6 separate regions of the Mus musculus genome follow, and all the other regions are linked to region 1. A link is a loop called in an ENCODE intact Hi-C map of the cell type or tissue named here. Cell type or tissue: heart. All regions are shown on one strand.

Region 1 (5,000 bases):
GCCTCTCCCTTTGAGCTCCCACTTCTGATAACCTTGGCATTTCTTGGTTGGTTCTCCCTCAGTCACAGGAATCAGACTGCTGTGTTGAGTCTACCATATACATATCCAATTCCTTGTATGAAATCTTTTGAAACATTCACCAGTTCCTGTTTTCCTGATACATCATATAGCAATAATGCTCAAACAAATGCTTGGAAGAGAGAAAGGCGGCATAGAGCAGGAAGACCAGTGCACAACGGTAACATGAATTGTAGTATCCAAAGATGAATATATAACTTATGGTTCTTAAACTCCACCTTCAGAGAAGTAAAGCTTCCAGCCCTTATACGGGATAAACTGATCCAATGTTGACTGTTGAAGTAACGGTTGTGAGGCTTGTGCTGAAAACGTAGAATACGATGTTAGTAAAAACCAAAGCACTGGCTAGTTTTCCCTCCAACTAGTTTCTCCTTTTACAGGAGTCTATTAATAGACTCCAAATTAGATATTTCAATAAGAATTATAAATATTAACCTTCAGACCTGAAGTCTGAGTTAAACTATCCTGCTATCTACTAGGCATTATTATTAATAGGCATTATCATTATTTCCATTCCTTGTATTTTTTTTTTCTTTTTACATTATGTTGCCTGTGCACACTAGTAGGCCCACACATGCCATAGTGCATATGTGGAGGTCAGAGGGCAGCTTATGGAGTCAGTTTTCTCCTTCCACCATGTAGGTTCCAGGGACCTGAGGGTCCTCACTTGGCAGCAGTCCCCCTTACCTACTCTGGCATCTACCGGCCCTTGAATTGTCTCTTTCCCGAGAGAAAACATATCGATCCCTGCGTGCACGTACCAGAAGCGTGCTTTCCTGAAGCTTCATTCAGGTCAACTCTGTTTTCTCTTTCTCTCCACCTTCCTGAGAAGTTCCCACCACCTCTTCCTCTTTTCCAGCTTTGGAATCTTCCTCGTCCAAAACCTCTGCCTCTATAAGCACCACTCATGTCTTCCACAAGTCAAGAGCACTCCTAAAAAATGTATTAACATAGTAAGGGGGGGATTAATGTACTGTGTTTAAGACCAGCACTTAGGCTTGCAAAGTTCCATGCTGCAGTATAAACCTTATGTGTTGTATAGTTAATTCTTTTAATCTCCATCATGATTAAGGTACACCATAGACATTTATTCAATACCAGTTTTCAACAAACCACCAAGAGAGAAATCAAGGAGTTAACTTGAACCGGTTTTCTGTGTGGAACTAATATTGGGCAGTATTGGCTGAAAATAATCCTCACCAGTACGATACTAGGGAAATAACATAGCCCAATCTTCGCTGTATTACTTTCTGTGGCAGGCTGTCCTAAAACTGTTCCAAAAGAAAGTAACTCCACTTAAAAATTCCTATCCCACAGATACAAACTATTGATAGATTCATACGCTGTGCTGTAATTCATTAGGAGAACCTGTTCTAACCCTAAGAGGTTTTAATAAATAAAAGATTCGCAAGTATGCAAACTAATAATAATCAAGGTTGCTTGTGATAGCCCTGTGATAAAAGCTCAAGTCTTCAGGATCCTCAGGATGAGACATTCCATCGCAACACTACGTTCCACATCGATCCAACAGGATAACATACTGAGAACGGTGGCGATTCCAACATCTACATAGGGAAGCAGCCTGAGAAAAGTCGTACGCAATCCCTGACTCCCCGTCTTCCTCGCGTCCTGCTTTCAGGAGCCCCGGAGCCTGCGACAGAGCCGTAAGCCGTATACACTCTCACGCAGGGCTCCGCGGACACTCCGTCTCCGGAGCCGCCCGGTGCCCGCGTCACTGCGCGCCAGAACGCCAGACGCAGGGCGGGGAAGGCCGAGCACAAGCCCAGAAGGCAAACTCGGACCTCGCTTGAAGTTCTTTTTTGGCGCGTCTATGACGCGCTTCTGCTTAAGGAAGCCACGCGACTAGGGGGCGGGATGAAGTGTAGCCAATCAAAGAGTTCAGAGAGACGGAAGTCGCCAGGCTTCCGGAAGCCGTCCCGAGGTCCGGACCGGAAAGCGGAAGCGGCGTGCAGCACGTGGGGGCGGTGCCGGCGGAGACGCAGGTCCCTCCTGGTCGTGCCGGGCTCCTAGCGGCTGGAGCAAAAACGGAGGTTGAAATTTACCTGGCTTCCATGGAGGCATCAGCTGCGGAGCAGCCGAGCTCACCGCCCCCGCCTCTCGGGGACCACTGCATCCATGACGGTGACTTCGTGGTGCTGAAGCGAGAAGATGTGTTCAAAGCAGTGCAAGTCCAGCGGAGAAAGTGAGTCTGGTTGCTGGCCTTGGGCAGCGCGCACCACCACCCGGATAATCACTCCCTCCTGTGCCCCATTCTTGGCTCTTTGAATCCCGCTCCCCAGCCCTTATTGCTACCACTCAGGTCTTCCTATCACTGAGGCCTTCCCACCGGGATCCTGCCGCATCCTTGGCTTACGGGTACAGTACTCGCCTCTACCTTTCATTCCCCAACTTTCTATTCTACCTTCTGCGCCAAATTCTCTTCCCAAGAATTCCATTCTTGATACTCCCACTCAGGAGGGTGCTTTCCCGAGGATTCTTGGGGGGCGGGGGAAGAGCCTCACTAGTCTTACAGAATTTATCCAACCTTTCACATTCGTATCTCTTATGTCTGACTCTCTTCCCAGCTCCCCACTTTCTTCATAAATCCAACTTCCTCAGTAAGAGAAAAGGGAGATAAGAAAGATCTCTTACACATAGTATGGCTTGCAGGTAGGCAGTCTTATTCTCTGGATCCCAGTGGGAAAAATCTGTCTACTGTAAGAAAAGAGAACTTACTACAAGGTACATGGCCAGCTTAAGCCCAGTATACATACTGGTGCTTGCTGATGGCCCGCTGAAGCAAACACTTTCCTGCCTCCCAAGTGGTGGGATTACAGGTTTGCTTCACCACACTCAGCTTGCTTCATGTTCTGATACAACCATTTGAATGTCCTTTTTATAATGTGTTTTGTTAGATGATCCTTTTTGTTACCAAGGAGACATACTGTATCTTTAGTTCTAAAAGGTACTCTTTTTGTTAATTAGTTTGTTTGATGGGCTACACAGAGAAATCCAGTCTCAAAAAAAAAAAAAAAAACCAACAAAAAAACGACCTAGTATTGTTTTAAGGTGTGTGTGTGTGTGTGTGTGTGTGTGTGTGTGTTTTTGTGGGCTTGAGTATGTGAATTCCTGTGCGCTCAGTGGCCAAATGCTTTGTATTTCCTGGAGTTGGCGTTACAGCCAATTGGGAACCACACAACTTGGGTGCTGGGAACCAAAGTCAGATCCTGTGGAAGAGCAGTAAGTGCTCTCGAGTGCTGGGTCATTTCTCCAGCTCCCTAAAGAGTCAGCTGTAAGCTCTTTTTACTATCCCTGTTCTTAGGAAGCCACGATCCTAATTTTTTGTTTTATTTAGAAAATGACCCACTGAACCCAGCTGCATCCCAAGCCGGACTCCCTATCACCAAAGAGATCATGGCTCTCTGCCACTCTTAATCGTTCCCAGGAAACAGGCAGCTTCATTATTTATCAGATCGCCTCCCACACTTTCCGGCCTGTCAGTTTGGATGCTTGCCCCCCAGGCCCCCACCACACACACCTTTGCACATAAGATAGGCTGGCAGAGGCGTAAAGTGTTTCATTAACACCAACATGATTCAAGGATGAGGATAAGAGGTACAAAATAGATGTTAGTTACTGGAAATCCAGCAAAGAGTAAGAATTAGGAGTCAGGAGCACCTCCAGAGGACATGTAGTTCAAGTGGCATTTGATGAATGAGGGGAGATGACTCAAAGGGTAGAGCTCTTAACCACATAAGCATGAGGTGCTATGGTACATATCTGTAATCCCAGCGTTCTTACAGCAGGATGGAGGCACACACAGGAGACTCTATAGAAGTTTGAGACTGCTTGCCTGACATATATAACAGTGAACAAGAGAGATCTTGCCGGGCTGGAGAGATGGCTCGGTGGTTAAGAGCATTGATTGCTCTTCCGAAGGTCCTGAGTTCAAGTCCCAGCAACCACATGGTGGCTCACAACCATCCGTAATGAGATCTGACACCCTCTACTGGTGTGTCTGAAGACAGCTACAGTGTACTTAGATATAATAACAAATCTTTGGACAAGAGCGAGCAGGGCTGGAGTGAGCGGGATTGCAGCAAGCAAAGGTCCTAAATTCAATTCCCAGCAACCACATGATGGTTCACAGCTATCTGTACAGCTACAGCTTACTCATACACATTAAATAAATAAACAAATAATAAATAAATAAGAGAGAGACAGAGACAGACATAGACACACCTTGTCTCATAGAAAGATGGAAGGCAGGAACCAGTATCTGAGTTGATCTTTTGACTTCCATATGCATGCTGTGGTACCCAAACACTAACATGTGCACATGCCCACACAAAAGATGAAAGTAGTTAACCGTTTTTTAAGGATATGATATACAAAGATATGGTGGGATAGAGAACTGAAAAAGGAAAGATGAAAAGAGTGATGCAGGGCACAAGCAGAGTTTACCAGGTCAGGACAGGTCTCAGAATTCAGAATTCTGTGCGTGTGAGCTGGGCTCTGAAGCTTCCTTAGGTACAAAGCTTTTCTTTACGTCAGCCATGCCATGTATGTAGAAAGTATCTGCAGACCTGTATGAATCCTGCAACTTTAACTCCTCACACAAACATGTATACAATTGTCATTGTGTGTTATGTTTTTCTGTCGAGTCGATACACATCAGTTCACCTCAGAAATGGAACCCACAACAGACCAAAGAAATGACTGCAGCAATGTCCAGTTTGGTGAACCAATGTGTGCACACACGAGCACGTGCACTCGCGCGCACACACACATCACCCAGCAGCAACTGTTTACTCCTTTTTATCTTGTTAGATAGGAGACCCTCAAGAATCTTCTAGGCTTTTTTTTCTCCAGACATGTGACTGTTTGCTTGCCCCCTGAGACTGGTGAGTGTCATCTTTCCT
Region 2 (5,000 bases), 130 kb after region 1:
CCACCAAATTCAAATCTGTTTTATTTTAAAATCATGTTATTCATTCTTGTTGGTTTGTTTTGTTTTAGAGTTTCATGTAGCTCAGGCTGACACTGAACTTGCTGTGTATGGGGGAGGCACTGAACTCCTGACTCTCCTATTTTCCCCTCCCACTGAGTTGAGCTTAAAGGTGTGCCTGGTTTATGTAGGACTGGGGAGCAAATCCAGGGCCTTGTTGATGAGAGGCGAGCACTCTACTAATTCTACTGAGTGACAGCCTCAGCCCTCAGCCCCTGCCAAGCCCTCTGCGTGTCCCAGCACATTACTGATGAGTACCACAGACTCAAGCAGACTTTTGACAAATATAGTTTCTCGATTACTCACTCAACAAGCTAGAAATAGTCTTCTGCAACCTCAAAAAGAGTGGTTTCGAAAACCCACAGTAAGAACGCTCAATGAGGCCAGCGAAATGCTTTCATCTTGCAATCAGAAGCAAAATGAGAACGTCTCCACTTGCTATGGCCAGTCAGTGTTGTGTTGGAAGTTTTAGACAGCACAGTTAGACAAGAAAAGGCAGTGAAAGGTTGGAAAGAGAGCTATAAAATTATCCCCCTTTGCAGGACACAGGGGCAGGGGATGCAGCTTGGTGGTAAAGTACTTGCCTAACATGTACCAGACTCTGGGTTCAATCCCCAGGGCAAAAATCAAACAAAAATCAGATATGATCTTGTATAGAAAACCTCAAGGAAGCCACAAAAAAAAATTTTTAAATAAACAACTTACACAAGTTTGCAAGATACAAGACCAAACACATACACAAATCACTTGTATTTTTAGACAAGTGATACAACCTCAAAAGAAAAATTAAGAACCTTTTCCATTTGTAAGGGCACAGAAATGAAACACGGCTGTATTAAATATGCACAAGATGTTAAATATGCACTAAAGAAATGGAAGACCTTCCTTGTTCGTGCACCAGAAGCCAGTATCTTAAGATGGTGCTATTCGCAGGGGTGGTGGCCCATGCCTTTAGTTCTAGCAGACATAAGCCCAGCTCTGTATGTTTAGAGCCCACTGAACTACATAGTGAGTTCCTGGCCAGCCAGAGCTACATAGTGAGACCCTGTCCTAAAAATAAACTAAAATAAAACATAACAAAATAAAAAATAAAATATGATGTTACTAATGCCCAAACTATCCCTACAAAACAAAACAAATAGTGCAAGTCAGATGTGATGGAGATCCTGGAATGAAGACAAGAATATTGACACAAAGACATAGAAGTGAAAGAGAAAGGTAAGTCCCAAAGTAGAATCACACTGATGGGCAATTGATGGAGAAATTCAGAAAACAGACAGGAAGGTCCTTTTCAACATAAAAATAAGAATATGCAATACGATTCCATAAAGATAGGCATTGTTAAGTCATCCATGGAATGCAATTCTCTCAAGTCCCCAAAACAAGCTTTGCAAATCCCTGCCCCAAGAATCTAGCCACATACTTTTTTGATTCCGTTTATATACAATGCAAATTAAACAACCCTAGAGACAGACAGCACTCTGGTCATAGCCCAGGACTGGGGTAGGGGCAAGTGGTGGGCGGAGCGAAGCTCTCTGGTTCTGGACTGTGTTCCTCAATAAATAGTTTTCCTTGGCGTGATGAGAACAGTCCAGGGTTATCACAAGTGCACAATTAGGCTAACGTACAAAACAGACTGTAGTTTACACTTTTGATTTTTATGGAAACATCAAGTTACTAATACTGCTGTTTAAAATTATAATAGACCCCTGGTAGCCCACGCCTTTAATGCCAGCATAGGAAGGAGGATCTATTTGTAAGTTCGAGGCCAGCCTGATCGACATAGTGAATTCCAGGACAACCATAGCTATGTAGAGAGACTATATATATATGCAAACCAAAACCATAAAAGCCTTAACAAAACCAAAATAAATAATTGACTGGAACTAATCCTGATCTCTACTAATTCCAGAGCGAGGTAAAAAGAGCGCAGTGGGCGGAGCTTGGAGCGGAGGGGCGGGGCGGGGCAGGTGCCAGGGAAACCGGCGGAATAAACCATCCGCTCCTCCCCCTCCCTCCTCGCTTCCCCGCTCCCTTCCCACCGCCCTCCAGAACGGCAGAAAAACCGGCAGAGGTTCTCAGAGCCCCGTGTCACTCACCGGCTGACCGCAAGAGCCCGGAACCGGAAGCGCTGGCTCCATCTTTGTTATGGGAAAAGCAGAGTTTAAAAGGAAGTTGTTGAACCCGTCTTTGCTGAGGCGAGAAAAGGTCAAGGCAAGTCAGCTGCGGCCATCTTAACTGAGGGCATTTGCCTGAACTCCTGCAGCAGGACGGTCATCTGGGATATTTAGTTGCTCTAAGTGTCCTTGTCCGACTCCAAAGAAACTGGGAAACTGTTAACATGCAAAGTCTCTTAAAAAGGACATAAGACGAAAACTGGCCTTGGAAGTACAGTCTGAACCCGAGGCCTTGGGAGGACGTTGTGAGGCAAGACGATCAGGAGCTTTAGGCTAGCAAAATTCTCTCAGACAGCATTAAGAATAATTTAATATTGTTACATGGATTCTATTCGGGCTAAAATTTCAGGACCACACAAAAGAACAAAAGGGTTGACTGTTGAAAGACAAAATTCGAGGGGCTGGGGATATGGCGTAGCATGTGAATCGGTGTCTGGAATTTGGTCCCAAATTCCACCCCTCTCAAGAAAGCACACAACCAGAACAAACTCAGCCTAGAGCTAGTGGAGAGTTCTAGAGCAGCATGGATCTGCTTATGGGGAGACGTCCCATATTTTCTTATGGGAGAAATGGAAAGAGAATGAAAAGCCCAAGTTCTAGGGTACTATCCTTATAGGTTTAAACAAAGGAGATTGTGTTGAGCAGAACTATGGAGAAAGCAAGCTTGTTTCAAGTTCATTTAAGTGGCACTTAGCACAAAAGATTCCATTCCAGTTTGGTTCTGTCCACTGGGCCTACTACTGTAAAAAGCTAGTCTAAAACAATTCTGTTTAATTGGACGGTTTTCTCCCCCACCATAGTCTTGAGGGGTCCAGTATATTTACAGCCCCTCCAGATCCCTACCTTTGGGTGAGACCCCACACATTAGGAGTCCTGCAAGTTAGAGGAATGTTTTCAAATTACTGCTTTAGGGGCTAGAGAGATGGTTTAGCAGTAAGGAACATGGGCTGCTCTTCCAGAGGACCTGGGTTCAGTTTCCAGTGTTTACATGACAGCTGACATCCTTTTCTAAACCCAGTTCCAGAGAACCCATTGTCCTTTTCTAACCTCCAAAGGCACCAGGCATACACACAGAAAATATTTTAAAATATTTAAGCGTTGTGCTTGAGCCAGTTGTGGTGATAAATGTCTTTAGAATCCACTGCTCAAGTGGCTGAAATAGGCTGTTCTCTGTGAACTCAAGGCCATCCTAGTCTAGTTATCTATTCCAGGCCAGCCATAGATAGATAGTAAAACGCTGTCTCAAATAAATAAATAAATAAATAAATAAATAAATAAATAAATAAATAAATAAATAGTTATCTATTCCAGGCCAGCCATAGATAGATAGTAAAACGCTGTCTCAAATAAATAAATAAATAAATAAATAAATAAATAAAATAAAAGCAAATAGTGCTTGAGGTTTGGCCATTCAATACTATATACTGTGAAAGTGTGTGCACATGTCTTAGTTAGGGTTTCCATTGCTGTGAAGAGACAAGTCAACTCTCATATGTGACAACATTTAATTGGGGCTGGCTTACAATGTCAGAGGTTCAGTCATGGTCATGTGCAAGCAGTCTTGGTGCTAGAGAAGGAGCTGAGAGTTCTACATCTTGATCTAAAGGCTGCCAGAAGACTAGCTTCCAGGCAGCTAGGAGGAGGGTCTAAAAGCCCACCCCAACAGTGACACACCCTCTCCATCAAGGCCACACCTAACAGTGCCATTCCCTGGGCTAAGCAAGTTCAAATTACCATGTCAGACAAAGACCTCATCTCTCCCCAGCTCCACCTCCTCCACACTGGTTTCATTGCTTGTTCTTTCTTGCCCTGAGTTTTCCTTCCTCACAGCTTCATTCCTTAGGAACAGTTTTTTCTACTTTCTGGTCCTTATAATATTCAGATATCAGCTTTAGAGAGTTCTCCCTGCCAGAACCTCCCCTGACTTGTCAAATAGGCGTTGACTGTTCCTTCCAAGAGACCTCGCTTTCCACTTATCTCTTTAAATCCTTTTGCTCTTCCTTCTTTTCCCACTATGCAGTAGCTCTCTGAAGGGCAAGGACAAGTATGTTTTGCATACTTCCATCCAGATCCCAGTTCAGTGAGCCAGGTTGGTGTGCTGCTGTGGTCAGGAATGGGTGAGGCCCTCCCCCTCTCGCCCCCTCCCTGCTCTCAGTATCTCTCGTTCCCCACCCACACCTGACTCAACAATGACACCCAAACTTGGCTTTACCACCTGTTATCAGTGAAGCAGAGACTTTGCCATTTGCCTGTTATCTCATTCATTTGGTAAACAGTGTGTGGGTCTGCTTTACCGCTCCTGTGTTTTGGTGTCAGTTTTTTCCATGATGAAGGTTGTTTTTCCTATGGAGCTTCCTGGAGCAAACGTCTGAGACCGTAATAACTTTGTCTGGCCTGTAGCCTGCTCCTAACCATCCTCTTTCATCATGTTCTGGGCTGAAGCAGCCATCGAAGCAGAAGCTGTTTGTTTGTTTATTTGTTTGTTTGTTTGAGGCAGGGTTTCTCTGTGTAGCCTTGGCTGTCCTGGAACTCACTCTGTAGACCAGGCTAGCCTCGAACTTAGAAATCCACCTGCCTCTGCCTCTCAAGTACTGAGATTAAAGGCATTCGTCTGGCTTTTTTTTTTTTTTTTTTGATTTATTTATTTCATGTATACTGTCACTGTTTTCAGACACACCAGAAGGTGGCATCAGATGCCCACTACCTACAGGTGGTTGTGAGTCACCATGTGGTTGCTAGGAATTGAACTCAGGACCTCTGGAAGAG
Region 3 (5,000 bases), 580 kb after region 1:
ATAAGTACATTGTAGCTGTCTTCAGACACACCAGAAGAGGGCATTGGATCCCATTACAGATGGTTGTGAGCCACCATGTGGTTGCCAGGAACTGAACTGAGAACCTCTGGAAGAGCAGTCAGTTCTCTTAACCACTGAGCCATCTCTCCAACCCTATTTTTATTTTTTTAAGACAGGGTCTCTCTACAAAGCCTTGGCTGTCCTAGAATTCACTATGTAGACCAGGCTGGCCTTTAATTTAGAGATCCTCCTGCCTCTGCCTCTGCCTCCAGAGTGCTGAGACTAGAAGTGTGTGCCACCACACCCCACTGCCACTTAAGTAATATTATCCAGTCCTTAGAGACAAGACAAAAAGGGTGCTATGTTTAAAACTAAGAACTTGAAAAAAGTGGTAGGGAGATTGCTTTGTCAAAAGAGTGCTTAAGGGGCTGGAGAGATGGCTCAGCAGTTAAGAGCACTCACTGACTGCTCTTCCAGGGTTCCTGAATTCAAATCCCAGCAACCACATGGTGGCTCACAACCCTCTCTAATGGGATCTGATGCCCTCTTCTGATGTGTCTGAAGACAGCCACAGTGTACTCATATATATAAAATCAACCAATCAATCAATCTTTTTTATTTTTATTTTTTTCCCGAGACAGGGTTTCTCTGTGTAGCTCTGGCTGTCCTGGAACACACTCTGTAGACCAGGCTGGCCTCAAACTCAGAAATCGCCTGCCTCTGCCTCCCAAGTGCTGGGATTAAAGGCATGTGCCACTACTGCCCAGTGAATAAGTCTTTAAAAAAAAAGAAGAAGAAGAAAAAAAGAAAGTGCTTAAGGACAGTGAGGCAGGAGTGGGTGGGTGGGGGAGCATTCTCGTAGAAGCAGGGGGGAGGGGTGGGGTGGGGGGGTTGCAGAGGGGAAACCTGGAAGGAGGATCACATTTGAAGTGTAAATAAATAAAATAACCAATAAAAAAATTGGAAAGAAAGAAAGTGCTTAAGGACCTGGAATCTGACTCCTAGCACCCACATAAAAAGCTCCAAGTGTTGGTATGCATCTGTAGCCCGGCACTGCAGGGTGGAGACACAGTTGAGTCCCCAGAGCTGCCTGGCCAAGCCATTCTAGGCAGATTGGTGAGTACCAGTAAGAGATTCAGTGAGAGGTGAGACTCTTATCTCAAAAAATAAGATTAAGGAAAATAAGAAGAAAAAATGGCTTCACTGTTAATAACCTTTTCTGCTCTTGCAGAGGCCCCCAAGCCTGATTACTAGACCTGAGGTTGGTTGGCTTACAACTGCCTGTAACCCCAGCTCTAGGGCAATTCTCCAAGCCTCTGACCTCTTTCAGCACCTGTGCTTAGGTGCACATTCACAACATAGGGGATAGCTCTGTAGCTAAAAACACTGGCTGCTCTTCCAAGGGGTTAGGTTCAATTTCCAGCACCCATGTGGCTACTCACAACTGTTCAAAAGTCCAGTTCCAGGGCATCCACTGCCTCTGTGGGAATTAGGCACACTTGTGGTGCGCAGACATACATATAGACAAAACAATTATTAATTTGGGGCTTAAGTTCTAGAGGTAGTTAAAGTCCATGACTATCAGTCTCAGAAGAGTCTTTAGACCTGTAAACTGTTGAGACTGAACAACTGTAGGGACTTTTGAAGTTGAACTGATATAGTTTGCATTATGATATAGCTATAAGTCTATAGGAACCAAGGAGTAGAATATGGTGGCTTATGTGAGAACAGCTTCCATAGGCTCAAATATTTGAGTGATTGATCCACAGTTGGTGGACTGTTTAGGAAGGATTGGAAGGGTTAGCTCTGGTGTTCTCTGTCGTGTGCTTATAGATCAGAAGTAAGCTTGTAGCTACATTCCAGGGTCCTGCCTTTTCCCCACCATGATGGTCATGAACTCTACACCTCGGAAACTGTAAGCAAGCCTCCAAAACTCTTCTATAAATTGCCTTGGTCATGATTGCTCTTGGCAATAGAAGAGTGACCAAAACATACCCATACTTAAATATTTAAAATAAGGCGCTGTTGAGGAAGTCACTTGAAGTCAACCTCTGGCACACAAGCATACATCTGCATATACATTTGCAGACAATAATAGTATGTACCGGCCAAGCATGCAGGTGCGCAGGCACACACACACAGAGAGCTTGGAAGAGCAGAAGGAAATAAGCCTGATATCTGAATAAAAATGCTGATTTCTTTTTTATAACTTTGAATGTATTGCTTAATTTGTAATCTGGAAGAAACTGGGAGGGTAGTGCTTGCCTACCACACCCAGCGTCTCTAACTTGATCCCTGAGACAGAAAGATAAGAAACAAAGAGAAGGTGACAATGTATGCTGAAAAGAGAGATGTAAAGGTGTGACTTGTATGGGACTAATGTTTTCCTTCTGCCACCAGGGGGCAGACCGAGCCGTTCCTGTCCTCATCATAGGCATTTTGGTGTTCCTACCGGGATTTTACCATTTGCGCATCGCCTATTATGCATCCAAGGGCTACCGGGGTTACTCCTACGATGACATTCCAGACTTTGATGACTAGCCTTCGCCTCAGCCTTGAGAAGAGTCGCACACAGTGCAACCACTTTAAGACATCAAGCAAGAACTCTGGCTAAGGGCTGAAGAAGTCTACAATTTGCAGATGTTTAGCAAAACAATGGCCAGATTGTATGAGTCCTTCTCCAAAACGCTCCTGCTTTATAATTAGCTAATTAGGACATGGTATGTTTTCATCTCCTGGCCCTGGCTAAACTTGACAAGTTTTTCCACATGAGTGTGCATCATGTAAGAGTTGTGAAGCTAACTGTCTGGGAAGGCAGCCTGTTCTATAGTGGAAGGTGTTACCCTCCTTAGAGCTGAACCTTTCTTTTGTCTTCCATTGTCTGCTTGGTTTTGTAGCATAATGGGAAATGTATTGTCTAGTTTCTTATTACTAAGTAATTTATTTTTAAAATTACCTATCTTATCTCTCACCCTCTCCTCTACCATTATATCCTAGTAAAATTAAAGTATCTGTCTTACCTTCATATGCTCCTCCACCTTCATATCCCAGTAAAACCAAATATCTGTAGATCCATCTCTAATTGGCTTTTTTTACATTGACAGCAACCTGGAATTTTTAAACCATGAAGCTGGGTATTATGATCCCAGTACTTGGGAGGCAGAGCCAGGTGGATCTCTATGAGTTCAAGGCCAGCCTGGTCTACATAGAGTTTTACGACAACTAGGGCTACCTAGTGAGACCCTGTCTCAAGAAAAGGGAAACTTCCTCTGGTTTCTCCATAGTTTGCCTACTACAAAACTCAGGTGAATCTGTCCTTTGTAGGTCAAGAGATTGTGTGAATCATACCTCAAGGACTAGACTTTGGCTGTTTCTTCGTAAAACTGTAGATAAGTGTACTTAGAGTTTATAGCCCTACTGCTGGCTGGTACTATGATATCATTCTGCTAAAGATTACAAGACTTGGCCAAGATCCCTGAAAATGTATTAAGTCAAATCTGGTTCTCAGCTTATAAAAAGTGACAATTTTTTCTAAGTGTGTGTGTTGTTATTGATTTTTATTTTATGTGTGTGGACGTTTGCCTGCATATATGCTTGTATGAGGTTGTCAGATCTTGGGATTACAGACAGTTGGAAGCTGCCATGTTGGTGCTGGGAATTGACTCGGGTCCTCTGGAAGAGCACACTTAGTGCTCTTAACCACTGAGCCATCTCTCCAGCTCAACATGTTTTTGTTTTAATTAAAGTGTCATAATTCAAATTATAGATTTAAAACTATTTAACTTTAGGTATGTTTTTGAAAAGCGTTCTAGTAAATCCCAGTATTTAGGATTACCTCTGGTTTCAGGTAGCTGGCCTATGAGTCAGACTTGGCTTTGCAGTCGGTTTTTTTCCTCCAAGGTTACAGACTTGGGCATCCAGAGTTCTAGAGGTGTCATCAGCTGGGATGTGGAAGGCTGTGAGAAGGGAAGTTTTGGGAGAAAGATAACTTCTGGATGCATTGAAACTAGATATCTACACCTGAGGAGAGCTATGGAGAGGAGAGCTGTAGTGCTCTCTGTCTGAAATGGATTGGGTCTCTCATAGAGATAGAAATGCTAGAGTCAGTGTTTGGATAGTAGCTTCAGAGCCAGAGAGATGGGGAAGCTCACGAGTGTAGTTAGCAAACAGATAGAAGAAAACAACTTAGTAAGGCAGTGAACCCCAGCAGCTGCCAGGTTTGGCTGTATTTAAAAATTGGAGGGGCACCCAAAGAGTCTGCAGTGCTGAGCAGCTCTAAAACCTTGCTGCTGAGGGTGTGTGGCAGAGGATGGCAGAGGGTCCACAGCTCCCTCTGGGGCTTTGCTTGCAAAGCTAGAGCTAGATTGGTTCAGCCAAAGCAAAGAGCTGGGTGGCAATTATATTACAGAAGGGGTGATGCCACAAAGGAGGGGAAATGCCAATATCACAGAAGGGTGCAAAATGCCGAGGCAACCTCTGTTCCAGGTCACCTCAATGCCATTTATTGATTTACAGACAGCTGGGAACATATAAACACAAGCTCCTGCTGGATGTGGTAGTATGGCACAGACCTTTAATCCCAGCACTCTGGAGGCAGAGGCAGCTGGATCTCAGAGTTTGAGGTCAGCCTGGTCTACAGAGTGAGTCCTAGTAGATCCAAGACACAGACCCTTCTCAGACAGACAAACAAAAACCAAGCCCAGTTGTGTGGTCCTGTGATCCCTTTTTTTTCTGCTTTATTACACATAGCTCTGTGTATCCAAGGAAGTCAGCCACATTTTCTCCAGTGTCCAATTTGGAGGCCTCACTGTGGCTAGCACTCCACATCAGCTATACCCTCAACTGTACCTGCCTCATTTATCACATCATAAGTGGACTCTTCTACCTCAACTCTACCTGCCTTGTTTATCACATCATAGACGGACTCTTCTATCCTGTGCAGGTCCACAGAGCATCCCAAGACTCCTGCCTGGGCTAGAATCCCTCTCTAATAGCCCTTG
Region 4 (5,000 bases), 95 kb after region 1:
AGAAGAGGGCATCAGATTCCATTACAGATGGTTGTGAGCCTCCATGTGGTTGCTGGGGATTGAACTCAGGGCCTCTGGAAAAGCAGTTGGTGCTCTTAACTGCTGAGCCATCTCTCCAGCCCAAGAAAATACTTTTTTAAAAGACAAGAAATATCAATGAAAATACTTATGAATGAGTTGTTATGTTCCATATGCTGTTCTAAGACCTGGAGATTCCACAATGAGCAACATGAAAATGGCCTCTGCCCCGTGCCTTCTGGAAAGATGGATAGGGGACATGTAGAAATCAAATGTGGGTGTTAGGGAGGGAGACAAAGAATAGCCTGTTTACATAGGACATACAATATAGTTAGTAAGTGATTAAAAAAAATTGTCGGGACTCCACTGTTCACAGTGATCATTCTCAGCTAGTGAAGAGTACCTGCTATGTATGAACCTTCTTTAAGTTTGGAAAGACCACTGCACAGGTAACTTTTGGGCACCATAAGAGAATGTAGAGAAGTGTAGTTATCTGCCCATAAGTGGATGATCTAAGGTAGCAGTTCCCAGAAGGACCCGCAAGGTCCTAGCGAGGTCATAAAAAGTCATTCGGCTATCATGGTACCTGACTGAGGCAGGGAGAACTGCACACAAGGTGGCTTGGTTATTTCCAGCATTTCTCTCCACTAGGAAGGTAAGGAATTCCGGGAAAGGAACTGGGATGAAAGGTGAGGAGATGCAGAGGTCATGGTGTGGAGGTCATGTGGGTGAGCAGCCCATAGAACAGCAGAGTTGTAGAAGAGACACAAGTTTCCCCAAAACAATCTGGCTGCTTGTTATCTGTGCAGACCGTTAAAGTGAAGTCACCTGGGAGAGTCTTGCTCTCCTATATAAAGCCCACCTCAGAGACAAGAAATAACTGTACACAGGCAGCTGAGTAGCAGCCATGTTCAACTAACGACCGTAGCCAAGTAAACTGCTGGAGACACGAGGACAGAGGGCTCAAACTCATCCTTAGCTACACAGTGAGTTCAAGGCCAGCCTCAGCGGCATGAAATCCTCTGTCCAGACAGACAGCGAAGCAAAGGATGATTAGCTCTGGTATAAAACCATGGTTATGTTCCTAAGGAAATTCACAACATTAAGAAACATTAAAAGGGGTTGGAGAGATGACTCAGCAGTTAAGAGCAGTGACTGCTCTTCCAGAGGCCCTGAGTTCACTTCCCACCAACCATATGGTGGCTCACAGCCATCTGTAATGGAATCTGATATCCTCTTCTGGTGTGTGCCTGAAGACAGCTACAGTGTACTCATATAAATAAAAATAAGTGGATAATGTTTTTAAAGAGAAACATTAAAAATAGCTATCTAACATAGGAGAGGAGAGCTGAGGCTGTAGATAACACTGGGTATGTCTTCCTGTAGTAGGTCAACAGTGAAGAGTTGAATTGTGTCACTAGCCACAAATAATAAAGGGCTGGACCACAGGCGAACAAGCCGATCAGAAAGAATAACCTAGACAGCAAGAGAAAGTAACCTGTTGCCAGTTCACAGCCACAAACAGCACAGAAAATCCTCCTTGCTGCCAGCGGGCGGCTGGCCTCCTTCCTCACCCTCCTAGGTGTCCCCAGGCCATGGGTAGTCTTCTTTCCTCTAGTCCTGGGCTCGCTCTGGGTGCCCCTTCAAGTCCTAAGGGTGCAGAAAGTCCCCACTTAATAACAGCCAGTGCTCTCTATGCAAATTTCTGAAAGGCTAATTAGCAATTTGTTTAAGGTCTCCTGCAAAGATAAGATCGTGGAAACAGCACTCTGTTAAATGAGGACTGCATGTGATGTAACAGCCCCAGGGCACATCCCGCTACTTGTTTTAAATGGCACCGTGCCATCTTAACTCAGGCAGTCTTTGAACCCAGCCAATATGCCTATTAATATCAGAAATAACTTCCCCAGCAAGCACATCCTCTCCTTAAGGAGAAAGACAGGAAGGGAAAATGCTCCCTGGTCAGACCTATATCTTTCTCATTTGCACCATGGGCTGCCAAGTGTGCCAGCTCAGCCAAGACGGTAATGAGGAATCTAGTGATGAACTCTTAGAAGCATCGTCAGGGGCTTTTGCCTCCGAGAGAGCGTGAGATAACAGTGCTGGCTGCACTGATGGCCTGACCTAACGGTGCTGTCTCCTCAAATGCCCTCGTGCTGTGTCCCAGGCACAGAAGACAGGACTGGGGGGAATGGTCCATTCTGCATTGGTCACTCACTAGCAAAGGCAGGTTACCATGACTACAAGACCACTCAGCTTTTCTGTGTAAGAGGGCAGCTGGCAGGTTACACTTGTCAGTCAGTGATAACCCACACGTGCACTTTAACAGAAGCCAAGAAAAACAGGTGCATATGTTTTCATTTGTTTCAAAGGAATATGCCTTCCTTAGGTGCAAGACAAGGAGAGAATCGATGTGGAATTTTCCAAGGCAATGATTTAGGCAATCCATCTTGTGATTTGCAAGGAAGGCTAGGGTCTCCAGTGGTTACAGTGCCATCTACACAATCCACAAGAATCAAATCACTGCAGGTCTGAAAAAACAGTATCAATGCAAGGGTCCAGAAAGGCCAGTGACATTTCAGGATCCCAAAATAAGCCAGAGAAAGCAAACCTTAATGCCAATGGTTGAAAACTGGGCGTTTGCAGGTCAGGAGAGAGGCACAACAGCTAAGAGTGGTTCCTCCTCACCTCTGAGGGCTGGAGTCCAAATCCAGCACCACTAGCAGCTCACAGAAAACTAGACATTTTGCTGCTACATCGTTCCCGAAAGTCTCCCCTTTAAAATGCAACCTTGGCTAGGGTGGCGGCTCATGCTTCAATCCTGGCTTTTGAGCAGCAGAGACAGGCTGATCTCTGTGAGTTCTGAGCCAGTCTGATCTACATAGTGAGTTCCAGGACAGCCACGCTACAGAGTGAAACCCTGCCTAAAAAATAAATGAATAAACAAACAAACAAAGAAATGAAACAAAAGAGAGCTTTGTCTTCTGACGGCAAGGAGAGCATCCAGGAAGACTGCTTCTCAGCCTGTTGTTCCATACTGACTGTACTAGGCAGCTCAGTTTGCCGGGTGGGTCACCAGTTATGGCTGGTGGAAAAGTCAGGAGATATTTATATCTTGCTCTTTCTACCACAAGCACTAGTTCTAAGATAGTTTCCCTAGACACACTCTACCATGTGTCCTTTAACAAACAGCTAGACAGTATTTCCAGCCAAGGATGCCCCCTCACCACGTCTTCTCCTCTGGAACATGATCAGAGATGACATGTGCTCCTGAAAGCCGTGGCCCATTGAAGATATCTTACCCACTTCTTCATGGTCTTTGTTGTTTTGATTTCTTGAATAATGACAAGGCCCAGGAGCCATGTGATAAAAGGAACCTGGGTTCCCAAGGGGCAGTTTGGAGGAAAGCCCCCTTGCTGACCTGACCACTTGCCTAGGAGGTTTACACAGTCAAGGAAAAAAAATCTACTCTCTGCTTTAAAACAAACAAACAAACAAAACCCCAAAACTGGGATAGGACGTACTGGAGGGATGGCACAGTGGTTAAGAACATTTGTTGCTCTTCAGAGGGCCAGAGACCTGTTCCAAGCACCCATATTGAACAGCTCACAACTGCTTATAACTCTAGCTCCAGGGGAGCTAACACCTTCTTCTGGCCTCTGTGAATACTTTCATATACATGGCATTGATTCAAGCGTACACACATACACACACACACACTGAAGTACAATATTTAAATCCTATTCCTAGAAAATGTATTGTCTTAGTTCCTGTTCCATTGCTGTGAAAAAGCACCGTAACCAAGGGTTTCACTGGGAGCTTGGGAACACAGTTTCAAGGGTTAGTCCACGATCAAAATGGCAGGGAACATGGGCAATCCTGGCCCCGAAGCATTACCTGAGAGCTCACATCTGATCCACAAGTTGCAGGCAGAGTTAGTGAGAGACCTGCTGGGCATGGGCTCAAAACCCACCCCTCCTCCCCCAACAGGGACACACCTCCTAATCCTTTCCAACAGTTCCAATAACTGGAAACCATACGGGTCTATGGGGACCATTCTCATTCAAACTGCATTTTTATCAAGGAACAATAAAACATGCCATCTAGAAAAGCTTGCAATTGACAGCTCAGAATCTACTAACAGGGCTGGGGAGACAATTCAGTCAGCACTGGCTTGCCCTGCAGTCATGAGGACTTGATTATAATCCCCTGAACTCATTCCAAGATGCTGGGCATGAGTACACACTTGTAATCCCAGTGCCAGGAAGATTGAGACAGGAGGATTTCTGGGGCTCACTGGCCAGCCAACTTAGCTTAGATAAGTAAGCTCTAGGCCAACAAGAGACCCCATCTCAAAGGACTTGGACAATGTTTCTAAGAAGCTTGTCTATGGCTGTCTAATATGTCCACATACTTCTGCACAGAGGTATATACATACTCATCCACATACATGAATATACACATTCAATTTTTTAATCTACTATTTCTCTGGATGTACATTCTAGAAAAAAGACAAACTATGGGAACAGTAACAAGCAATGGTTGCAAGAGGCTGAAGTTGAGGGAGAGACAGGAAGGGTGAATTGTCAGAGGAATGATTTTCAAGGCCATAAAGCTATTCTGTATGACTTGGCTGTGTTCTGATGTGAAATACCCCTGAGGCCCCGTTGTCTAAAGGCCTGGTCCTCCACTGCTAGTCCAGGATGGTTGTGGGTACTTTAGGGTGAGACTTAGTTGGGAGAAACAGTTCCTAGGGGGAGTCACTGGCCTTGGAAGGTTGTCCTCGCCCCCAGCTCTCCTCTCTCTGCCCCACCCCCATTCTCTGGAGGATCAGCCTTCCCCATGGTGACCTGCTTTCAGAGAATCTAACCAAGCCCATGGGTCCAAGAAACCATGACAGAAACCTCACAGATCAGGAGCCACGATAAACCCTTCCTCATTTACGGTTTTTTTTTTTAATGAATATTTTTTCACAGTAACGA
Region 5 (5,000 bases), 560 kb after region 1:
CCACTAAGCCTGGCAACCTGAGTTCTATCCTGGGATCCAGGGTGAAAGAACGGAGCTGACTCTTACGTGTTTTCCTCTGACCTCCACACATGCGCTAAGGCATGCATGCACCACATATAAATAAATGTTAATAAAACAATAATTTATTACATGTAAAACAAGAAATGCCAGCATTAAAATTCACAAGTGGATGAAACTCCAGATGCAACAGAATAGTACTCTTTTTAAAAAATATTTTTAGACTTTTATCCCTAGACTTGCACTCTTGAGCATTGACATCCTTAACAAAGCAGAGTGTAATACATTAAAAACAGCAGCAGCAGCAGCTCAGTGGGAAACTGATAGCACTACTATAAACAGACAGTGTGAACACCTCTCTGTCGTGTCTTCTGTGAGGATGGAGATCATGTGTTGTACAGGTCAGGCAAGCACTCTATCACTATGTAACCCTAGCTCCCATGTTTTTCTTTCTTTTTTTTTTTTTGGTTTTTTTTTTTTTTTTTTTTTTGGTTTTTTGTTTCAGAGTTTCTCTGTGTAGTCTTGGCTGTCCTGGAACTCACTCTGTAGACCAGGCTGGCCTCGAACTCAGAAATTCACCTGCCTCTGCCTCCCAAGTGCTGGGATTAAAGGCGTGAGCCACCACGCCCGGCTCCCATGTTTTTCTTAAAAGATACCCACAAGGGTAATATATGATTAAGGGGTGGGGGCTGAAAGTATAGTAGTGGGGTTTTCTGGGTTTTGTTTTTAATTTTAAAAAAATTGTATTCAATATTTTAAAGATTTATTTATTTATGCATTTATACAAATACAGGTCCTTTCCTGCATGTACACCAGAGGATGGCATCACACAGCTGTGAGCTGCCATGCAGGTTCTGGGAATTGAACTCGGGACCTTTGGAAGAACAGCAAGTACTCTTAACCACTGAGCCATGTCTCCAGCCCATAACTGTTTTTATTTGTAACTATTATAGTATCAAAATTGTATGTGATATAGCACTGTGTGGTAGTTTGACAGTTTTCCTCGTTTGTGCTGCATAAAATAATGATGCACCTTATAAGCTGACATAAATGCTGGGCTGGATGCATACACACCAATTTTAAAAAGTCAAATTTGCCAGCCTGGTCTACCAAGCAAACTCCAGTACAGCCAGGGAACATGAGAGACCCTTATCTCAAACAAAACAAAACAAAACAAAACAACTGAATAGATCTAAAGTTCTGTAAAATCCACACGCCGGGCAGTGAACAGTGTAGGGAAACCGAACACTTGCCATCAGAGTGGTCGAGAGTATTCTAGACCTGATGGAATCAATGAATCTTCAATACTGTGAGAGTGATTAATACATTTGTGTCTCAGCATACCTAGATATATGGTGAAAAGAATAAAAGAAAAAAAAAGCTGAGAAATCCTACAAACCAAGATATTAAATGAAACTAAAGAGTTAAGCTTGATGCCAGACTGTGGCATCAAATTGTGAGTTCAAGGCCAGCATGGATAACAGAGTGAGTTTGATGCAAGCCTCAAAAAATTATGGAGACTCTTAACAGGCTGAGGCTATAGCTCAATAAGTTATACAGTTTTCTGGCTAAATCCCCAAGCCAGGAAAAGAAAAATCAAACAAGACAAACTAAAGGGAAATGCAGTGAATAAGGAAAGAATAAATGAACATGAAATGGAATTAATATGCTCCTATGTAAACTTTTTCCCCTTTGGTCAGTCTTGGTAGATAGTCCAAGGTGAGTTTAAATCTAGGCCCTCCGACCTCAGCCTTCCCATGTGCTGGAATTATAATCACTAATCACTCTCACCAGCTAAAACGGTCCTTTTAACTTTCTGAAATTGTATATACCTTATTAGTGAAAAGCAAACAAACAAAAAACCCTTACACACATAAATAAAACATCACACACCAAAAGCTTTCTTCACAACTCAACCAACTTCTATACAGTTAGAAGAGGCATTCCAAATGGAAACTATCAAGTTTCACATTAAAGTATTACACTTTCATTATCAAATATATTTTACCTACCACCAAAACCAAAAGAAAAAAACATGAGAAATTGAAAAACTCTATATCCTTTTGTAAATGATGTTAATCTACCTGCAGTCAGTTCTTCCCCATCCTCATAATCAATAGGAAAAACAAAAAAACAAAAAAACTTTAGTAGAACAAAATGCTGCAGCCCAGGGACATATGAAAGACGCTCCACCTGCAACAGCTAACATTTTCAGGATGGGGCTCAGGCTCGGGTTCATCTTCAGCCTAAAATTAAGATGAAAATACTAGTAATATCTACCTTTAGAAAAATGTAGAGAACCAGACATAAAAGGAAAATAATTACGTGATACATATGGACTTGGTATCTTCTTTGGAGAAGCGTTCACGTTAAGAGGTATTTTTTTAGTCTTTAGAGAGAAAAGTTCAGAGCGACGCACACAGAAAAGTGATATGAAATGGGGGGGGGGGTAGGGGTGTTAAAATATGGTGGCCTCTTTATTACTCGATATTTTGCAGCGTATTTCTTACGTTAGGGAAAACGCTCCGTAGTGTTTAAAATACTCTCCAGCTTCAAGGCAGGCCGCCGCGCACAGCTCGATTTGCCTGTGACTTCCACTTCCGTGGCGCGGAAACTTCCTAAGGATGGAAACTGCAGCCTAAACTCCCACAAACTTGGGCGGTGACGACAGCCTACGCGAACCCCGTGATGCCCCTCGCCTCCCAGGCTCCTACCCCGCAGCCCCGCCTTTGCATACGCGGTGGGGCGGGCCTTGCTCAAACCACGGGTACGATTGGTCCTTGAGGAGAGGTGGGTGGATCAGCGCTGTGGCGTCATGACCTCGCGCAGGGAAAAGGCGCGCGCCTAGGAAGCCGCGGCATTAGACGGTTGCGGGCGCAGAGGGTTGGTAGTTGTCGCTGTAGGCCTTCGCTGCCGCTTCTGCATCGTGAATCGGGGGACCTTGGCAGCCAGACCTCGTTCCTCTTAGAGTAGCTCTCATCTAGTCGCCACAACTCCGCCACCATGTTTGAGGCACGCCTGATCCAGGGCTCCATCCTGAAGAAGGTGCTGGAGGCTCTCAAAGACCTCATCAATGAGGCCTGCTGGGACGTCAGCTCGGGCGGCGTGAACCTGCAGAGCATGGACTCGTCTCACGTCTCCTTGGTACAGCTTACTCTGCGCTCCGAAGGCTTCGACACATACCGCTGCGACCGCAACCTAGCCATGGGCGTGAACCTCACCAGGTGAGCGGGTGGCGGGAGCGGGGCCCCACTCTTCCCGCTTCCGCTCTTGGCGGGGCTGTGACTCTGCACGCTCATTGGCTGGCTTGGCCATCCGCGCTTTCTGATTGGTCTATGGTGTCGGGGGCAGCCCTCACCAAAGCGCGCGGTTCCGAAAAGCCCGCGCTGGCAGTGGCGCCCACTCTGTTTCCGCGCCAAAGCCACAAAGCGGGAGTCCGCGGGAAAATGAGTGCTCCGGAGCTGTGCTCATTAAATGCCTGCAGCTTTGAGTGGCTGGTCTTAGCGCCTAATAAACGAGTCTTAGTGCAAATGTAATGTCGACTTAGAGTGACAATAGACCTTTTCTTGACTTCCAGAGTCTCACTGCGCATCATGGATTTGAGGGGAAATCTGTCAGTTTTAGCTTTTAACTTTGCTACAGCTACCTAGGTTAGTGCCTCCTGTATACGTGTTCAAGGACAGTGTGTGACTTATTTTAGTACAGATACATGGATTAGTGCCACTTGTATACATTTTGAAAGATTTACGAAAAGGCCAGACGTGATGGGGCACATTCTCCAGTACACTAGAAACCAAGGACACCCCGCTCAAAAAGATGCTTTCTCGAATGTTGGCTTTTAGTGCATTTTACTAAGTCGGTTTTAAGAATCACATATACCCGGTAATTTGCTTCACCCCTGAGAGAGTTTGGGGTACCCTTAGCCCCTTTAACAGTTCTCCAACCGTGAGTGTGAAATGGTACAACTTGTAATTGCTTTTTAAAATATAGATGTGGATTACATGTTGATAAAGCCTGTCTTTTTTTTTTTCCCCCCTAGCATGTCCAAAATTCTAAAATGTGCTGGTAATGAAGACATCATTACATTAAGGGCTGAAGATAATGCAGACACCTTAGCACTAGTATTCGAAGCACCAAGTAAGTTAAACACCTTTAAAACTCGGTAGTTACGTGTTGTTTCTGTTTCTCAAAACCAAAAAAAAATATTAACAATATTGTAAAATTTCCATCATAGATAGGACCGTGTGGTGTGCTTTGGTAACATTTTCCTTCTTTTGGTAGATCAAGAGAAAGTTTCAGACTATGAAATGAAGTTAATGGACTTAGATGTGGAGCAACTTGGAATCCCAGTGAGTTACCTTGTTTCTGATTGTGTGTTACCCTGCTGTGATACCAGCTGATGCGTGTTCTGAGTGGAGTGGTGGTATTGGGGATGAATGGCACACTGCCATTTCACTAAACCACAGCAGTCTAAAGTTGATTGAGTTTTAAAGAAACCAGAAGTCTTGCATTCTGAGTTCTGGTTAAGATGCTAAATCTTGAGAACATGAAGCTGAGCCTTCCCCCTTTTCTAGACTGACCTTTAACTTGTGGGTTTACAGGAACAGGAGTACAGCTGTGTAATAAAGATGCCGTCGGGTGAATTTGCACGTATATGCCGAGACCTTAGCCACATTGGAGATGCTGTTGTGATATCCTGTGCAAAGAATGGGGTGAAGTTTTCTGCAAGTGGAGAGCTTGGCAATGGGAACATTAAGTTGTCACAAACAAGTAATGTGGATAAAGAAGAGGAGGCGGTGAGTAGTAAGGGGGCGTCCAGTTAGGTGTCTGAAGCAGGGATGGAGCCTCGGCTTTTGTTTTTATTTATTCATTCATTTTGAGATGGAGTCTTGAGTAGACCAAGCTATCTTAGAGCTCAGAGACGACTCCATAAGCTTTTACAGGTAGCATTTGGAAAGCTAAGTGTACAGCCTTTTGCTTCC
Region 6 (5,000 bases), 300 kb after region 1:
TGTGCAGATCTGTGGGTTTGCAGTTCTCTGGGTAAGACGCCAAGACCCTGGAAACACCCGATAACACTGAGGATAAGTGACCGTCGAGGGCTGCGCTTAAATGGGGGCATCCATATCACCTGCATCCAAGGCTCAGGGGGACACTGTGAAGGGAAGGTCGAGATGACTTCAGAGCCGGAGGATGGGGAGGCTGCCACAAAACGGTGTCTCCTAGTCAAGACATGGCTGCACACACCTGTGAAGTCACCGAAGCTGTTATCGTTTGTCCAAGACAGGGCTCATCAACACTTCATCCCTGACGAGAGAGGGACTCACGAGGCCCGGCCCACTCCCAAGGCATTGTTAGCAGAAATGGGTTGCAGGGGAGACGTGTGTCTCCTCCGTGCTGCAGCCTCTGATAAGCACGTCATCTCTGTTCCAGTAAACAATCCCACCCCGCCCCCATGCTCATGCAAGAAACCAGAATTAAACTTAGTGGGTCATGGGGGTGGGGGTGGGGGAACACCACACTCTGCCTTTTGTGCCTGTGAGTTTAGAGCTTTTGAGCTTATGACCTTCCCAGCAAGAATCAATAAAGTAGGGGATGCCCAGGCAGGGCAGACTCTGGAAGGACAGGATGGGAGGGAAGGTTGCAGTCTCTGTTCTCCTTTCTGGCTCAGTGTTGGGTCGTGGTTCACCTCCTCTCTGGCATTGAAAGCAGCTCCCATCCTGACATCTTCTAATATAACCCCAGGCGGAACAGAATGAGCAAACAGGCAGGCCTGAGGAGCATGGGGTAAGAGGGAGGGTGACTGCAGGGTGGGGGCTAGGAGAGAGCACGCTGCTGCTTCTGGAGCAATGGTCCCCGACCTGTGAGCTGCAACCCCCTTGGGAGTGGTGGGGAAACCCCCTTTCACAGATATCCTGCATATCAGATATGTACATTATGATTCATAATAGTTGCAACGAAAATAATTTAATATTTGGGGGTCACCACAGCATGAACTGTGTCAAAGGGTCATAGCATTAGGAAGGTTGAAGGCCGTTGCTGTAGAGGTCTGGCTGAGGCTCCTGCGTCATTGGGGGCTGTGTGACAGACCACAGCAGACCTGGCTGCCCAGGGCGTGGTAATGCAGGAGGGCTGGGGGTGGGGGTGGGGGTCGGTAGACCCGGATCCGCCTTCTACCAGTCTGCAGACAGAAGCCAATTCTTAGTGAGGAGGACAGAACAATAACTGAGGCCACAGGCCCAGGACTCCCTGGGGACATCCAAGGCTCCCGTGCTGGCTGTTAGAGGAGCTGGGTGCCAACCCATGGCATTTTGGATTTCCATGTAGTTGGGTCTACAATTGACATGAAAACCCATTTCTCATTAGAGCCCCCTCCCTGCCTGCTCAAGCCCATCTTTTGCTCTCTTCTATTCTGTGTGGAGGAGCTCTCTCTGAGTGCCTGCCTGCATGTATGCATACAAACCACACTCATGCCTGGTGCCCTCAGAGGCCAGAAGGCCACATTGGAACTGGAGTTACGGATGGTTGTTAGCCAGCCTGTGAGTGGTGGGATTGAACCTGGGTCTGGAAGAGCAGCTAGGTCCTTAATCATGGATCCCTCTCTCCAACCGTTGTCGTTTTGAAATTGCTTTGTGGAGAGCCCTTTGGGGTGCTGGCATTGGCCAAGGACAAGGAAATGCTCTGGCAGGAATCTGACACTGGCCATGACAAGGACGTAAGCTCAGGCAGGAATCTGACTGGGCTGTAATAGAGAAGTAGGCTTCAGGCAAGATTTGGGGCTTGGACAACGAAGTGGGCTCAAGTATTTTGGTTGTTCTGACAAGCCCTTTTAAACAACTGTCACAGGACTATTCATGGGACTTCACTTACTGCCTTGCTAGTTCCTTATTGTACTGCTCGCCCTGAATACTTGCAGGTAATTTAAATGGTACAAAAAAGCGGATTGGGAAAGTTAAATTTGCCTTTTAATTGTCTTGGAATTGTCTACTTTTTTCTTTTCAATCCTCACTCCTGAGCTGGAGAACCTGTTGACTGACTGAGCGGGCTTGGTCATTGCTTCTTGCTAGGTTGCTCTGGCTGGCCTGGAACTCACAGAGAGCCCCTCTCTCTGCCTCCCAAATAATGAGACTACAGCCATGTGCCACCATGGCCAGATTTCGTGGGGTTTTGTTGTCGTTGTTGTTGTGGTGGTGGTGGTGGTGGTGGTTTTCCAGGCTGCCTCCTTATGTAGTTGAGCTGGCCAGGACCTTGCTACAGTTCTCTGGTCATATCCTCTAAATGCTGAGATTACAGATATGTGCAGCCATGCCTGGTTTTGAATTTTTTATGAATTGCTGGTCATAATTGTCATTGATTCCATTTTAAGGGATATTCTCAATAGGTAGCTAAATAATCGTACTAGTTGCAAAAACATATTTCCAGTGAAGAGGTGTTATTCCATTTTAGAAGAGCGGGGAGCGATAAAATTTTAGTCGTGAGCGCCACCTAGTGGACACCATGTGCACCAGGTCACTGCAGCACTGTAATCTGTTTACCAGTGTACCTCAGCTTTTGCACGGATTTCCAGCAAGACTTCTGTTTACCGCTGTGAACAGACACCATGACGAAGGCAACTCTCATAAGGACAAAATTTAATTAGGGCTGGCTTACAGGTTTGGAAGTTCAGTCCATTATCATCAAGGCGGAGCATAGCAGCGCCCAGACAGGCATGGTGCAGAAGGAGCTGAGAGTTCTCCATCTTCATCTGAAGGCCGCTAGCCGAATACTGGCTCCCAGGCAACTAGGGGAAGGGTCTCAAAGCTCACTTCCACAGTGACACACTTCCTCCAACAAGGCCACACTTCCTAATAGTGCCATTCCCTGGGCCAAGCATATTTAAACCCGCAGAGCTTCTAACACTTCTAATCTTTAGTCTACCCATCCAGGTAGCTGCAGCAGTGTGGTGAGGTATGCCAGCCATTAAATCCTGTCCAACAGCAGGCCAAATTCTTCAGAAACCAAAGGAAGCAATGAGAGTTAGCAGCTGATAAAGTGAAGATAAAGTGACTGATAAAGTGAAGAATTAAAACCCCACAATCCCTCGTCGTTTAAATCCTTGCACCCGGCTCAGAAGTGTCGAATGCGCGTTTAGAGAGTTATTGCAGAAGCGGGCGTCAACTTCAAGTTAGGATTTTCCCAGCCTCAGAGCGTCCCATCTCTTCCCCCACGGAAAGGGGCTTTGCTGAACCTGTGATGCATCTGCCCTCTAAGTGCTCTTAATAGTCTCCCGAGGGACATCTGGGTGCTTTCCACATTGGCCTGGTGAGAAGGGCTACTGGAGACACGCATGCGTGCTGTGCATAAATCCTCAAGACTCTAGTTATGGGTCCTACCATTATTGTGCATTATTTTTTTGGTTTATTTATCCTTATATTCACACTCTAATGAATTTTTAAACTGGAAATATTTTTTCTCACATATCTTGATCATGGTTTTCCTTCTCTCTACTCCCCCAGCTCCTCCCCCTCCCTTCCCGTTCGAATCCACTACCTTTCTGTCTCTCATTAGAAAACAAACGGACTTCTAAGGGATCATAATAAAGTAAGGTAAAAACAAAACCACATTAATTGGACAAAACAAACAGAAGGAAGAGCCCAAGAGGAGGCACAAGAACAGAGACTCGCTTGCTTGCATGCTCGGGTATGGCACAAAGCACGAAACCGGAAGCCATAATATACGAGCTCCGCCCTGGCACAAAACCGGGCAGGCCCTGCGCAAGCCATGCCGCCTGGGTCTCTGTGAGTTCACGTGAGCTTTGGTCATGTTGATTTAGAGGGCTTCGTCTTCCTGGTGTCCTCCAGCCCTCTGTCTCTAACACTCTTTCTGCCTCCCCTTCCACAGGGATCCCTGAGCCGTGCAGGGAGGGATTTGATGGAGGCAGCACACTGAGGTCGGGGTGTCCCAAGGTCCCTCGCTCTCTGCATAGTGTCTGGTTGTGGGTCTCCGTTTGCATCTGCTGCTGGAGGCGACTCCTCTGATGATGGTGGACAAGGCTTCCCTGGCTGGAGTCACATGTTTAATTTTTTAAAGAAGCCACCAAAACTTTCCACATCGCTACCGTTTTACTCTTCCACTAGCATCGCGATTTGTTGCCCCTCAGCTTGCTAGAACTTTCTACGGCCACTGTTTCTTCCTTCAGCTATGCTCATAGATGGAGAAGATGACAAGGGCAGCAGGGCAAAGGGTAGATGTGCTGAGTAGAGACGGATGTGAGAACAGAGCCACTGGCTTGGGTGATGTTGGCAAAGAAAAATGAGTCGCTTGAAACGTGCCCTGAGCCAGGACATTAGGGCAGCAGCAATTGGGAGCACAGAACACTCAGATCCAAACAGCTTCAGTTAGTGACAAAAGGTGGAGATGCTACTGAGGGAGACTATATACTCCTGTATCCAAGTCGCCGAGCTCCAAGACCAGCTGTACTCGGGCCCCATGTGCTGTGAGGCTGTGCTGGCACAGAGCCCCACAGCACACAAAAACTCATGCTTCCTGCAGAAGGAGACCAGGGAAGCAGCTCCGGCTATTGGGTATTTTTATTTCTTGTCACACATGCAGATCTGCATGGGTTGAACAGCCAAATAATTTCAGATAGAAGCCACCGTGTGAAGGGTGCCCTGACTGACCCCACCCCCCACCCCGTTCTGGGCTGTGTCCCAGTGACATTGCTGCCCACAAATATATGCAGGCCGAGTGGAGGAGGTGGCCTCAGGAGCCCCTGGCTGGTTTACAGGTAGGTAGCCGGCCATGACCCAGCCTGAGTGACCAGTGACTGTAGAGTCAGAGACTGCTTGTCACCTAACCAGCCCTTTAAGTTGGTCTGGTGGCAACATGCATCAATCCTCATGGTTTACCTCTCCTGCTCCTGAGGGGGAGGGCATGGGGGCGGGGAAGAAGCAGCCACACCTCCTCATCCATCTGCACCAGAGGCTCTCAGAAGACCAAGTTCTCTCAGAGATCTGTCCTCCACCCCCTCACA

The links. A loop is a pair of places that touch in the nucleus more often than their neighbours do. Peaks named below come from ENCODE experiments on the same cell type or tissue, not always from the same donor. Only the 100,000 strongest peaks of a DNase experiment are listed, where the experiment ranks them.
Region 2: it touches region 1 in a loop (12-fold over the local background); 3 of 42 quality-filtered maps call a loop at or near these places.
Region 3: it touches region 1 in a loop (2.5-fold over the local background); 2 of 42 quality-filtered maps call a loop at or near these places.
Region 4: it touches region 1 in a loop (2.3-fold over the local background); 2 of 42 quality-filtered maps call a loop at or near these places.
Region 5: it touches region 1 in a loop (3-fold over the local background); 2 of 42 quality-filtered maps call a loop at or near these places.
Region 6: it touches region 1 in a loop (3-fold over the local background); 8 of 42 quality-filtered maps call a loop at or near these places.

The regions. Positions count from the first base shown.
Region 1 is chr2:132,813,085-132,818,084 of GRCm38, reverse strand. It overlaps Trmt6 (tRNA methyltransferase 6), which reads left to right and starts at 2,031. Exons shown (of 11, transcript NM_175113.3): 1 at 2,031-2,281. The coding sequence starts at 2,151. It overlaps Mcm8 (minichromosome maintenance 8 homologous recombination repair factor), which reads right to left and starts at 1,944. Exons shown (of 19, transcript NM_001291054.1): 1 at 1,620-1,944; 2 at 840-1,011; 3 at 297-380. The coding sequence starts at 987. In heart, a CTCF peak has its summit at 2,116; a DNase peak (open chromatin) is centred at 1,964; H3K4me3 peaks cover 2,604 bases; H3K27ac peaks cover 1,359 bases.
Region 2 is chr2:132,684,138-132,689,137 of GRCm38, reverse strand. It overlaps Shld1 (shieldin complex subunit 1), which reads right to left and starts at 2,207. Exons shown (of 3, transcript NM_001358260.1): 1 at 2,157-2,207. In heart, a CTCF peak has its summit at 4,954 (motif pointing right); DNase peaks (open chromatin) are centred at 237 and 2,187; H3K4me3 peaks cover 1,346 bases; H3K27ac peaks cover 1,281 bases.
Region 3 is chr2:132,238,027-132,243,026 of GRCm38, reverse strand. Tmem230 (transmembrane protein 230) reads left to right here. Exons shown (of 4, transcript NM_027478.3): 4 at 2,401-3,535. The coding sequence ends at 2,541. Among named protein-coding and RNA genes, the nearest start is that of Tmem230, 7.3 kb to the left of the region's middle. In heart, a CTCF peak has its summit at 2,376 (motif pointing right); no DNase peak of the experiment used is centred here.
Region 4 is chr2:132,718,245-132,723,244 of GRCm38, reverse strand. All of the region lies in intron 2 of Shld1 (shieldin complex subunit 1), which reads right to left. The region is part of intron 2 of Gm52525 (a long non-coding RNA gene); the gene reads left to right. Among named protein-coding and RNA genes, the nearest start is that of Gm22245, 3.6 kb to the right of the region's middle. In heart, no CTCF peak of the experiment used is centred here; a DNase peak (open chromatin) is centred at 1,904.
Region 5 is chr2:132,251,058-132,256,057 of GRCm38, reverse strand. It overlaps Pcna (proliferating cell nuclear antigen), which reads left to right and starts at 2,878. Exons shown (of 6, transcript NM_011045.2): 1 at 2,878-3,242; 2 at 4,058-4,155; 3 at 4,300-4,367; 4 at 4,620-4,814. The coding sequence starts at 3,022. It also overlaps a transcript of Cds2 not described here. In heart, no CTCF peak of the experiment used is centred here; DNase peaks (open chromatin) are centred at 2,767 and 3,317; H3K4me3 peaks cover 3,380 bases; H3K27ac peaks cover 2,025 bases.
Region 6 is chr2:132,514,048-132,519,047 of GRCm38, reverse strand. All of the region lies in intron 2 of 1700026D11Rik (RIKEN cDNA 1700026D11 gene), which reads right to left. Among named protein-coding and RNA genes, the nearest start is that of 1700026D11Rik, 26 kb to the right of the region's middle. In heart, a CTCF peak has its summit at 2,477 (motif pointing left); a DNase peak (open chromatin) is centred at 4,477; H3K4me3 peaks cover 565 bases.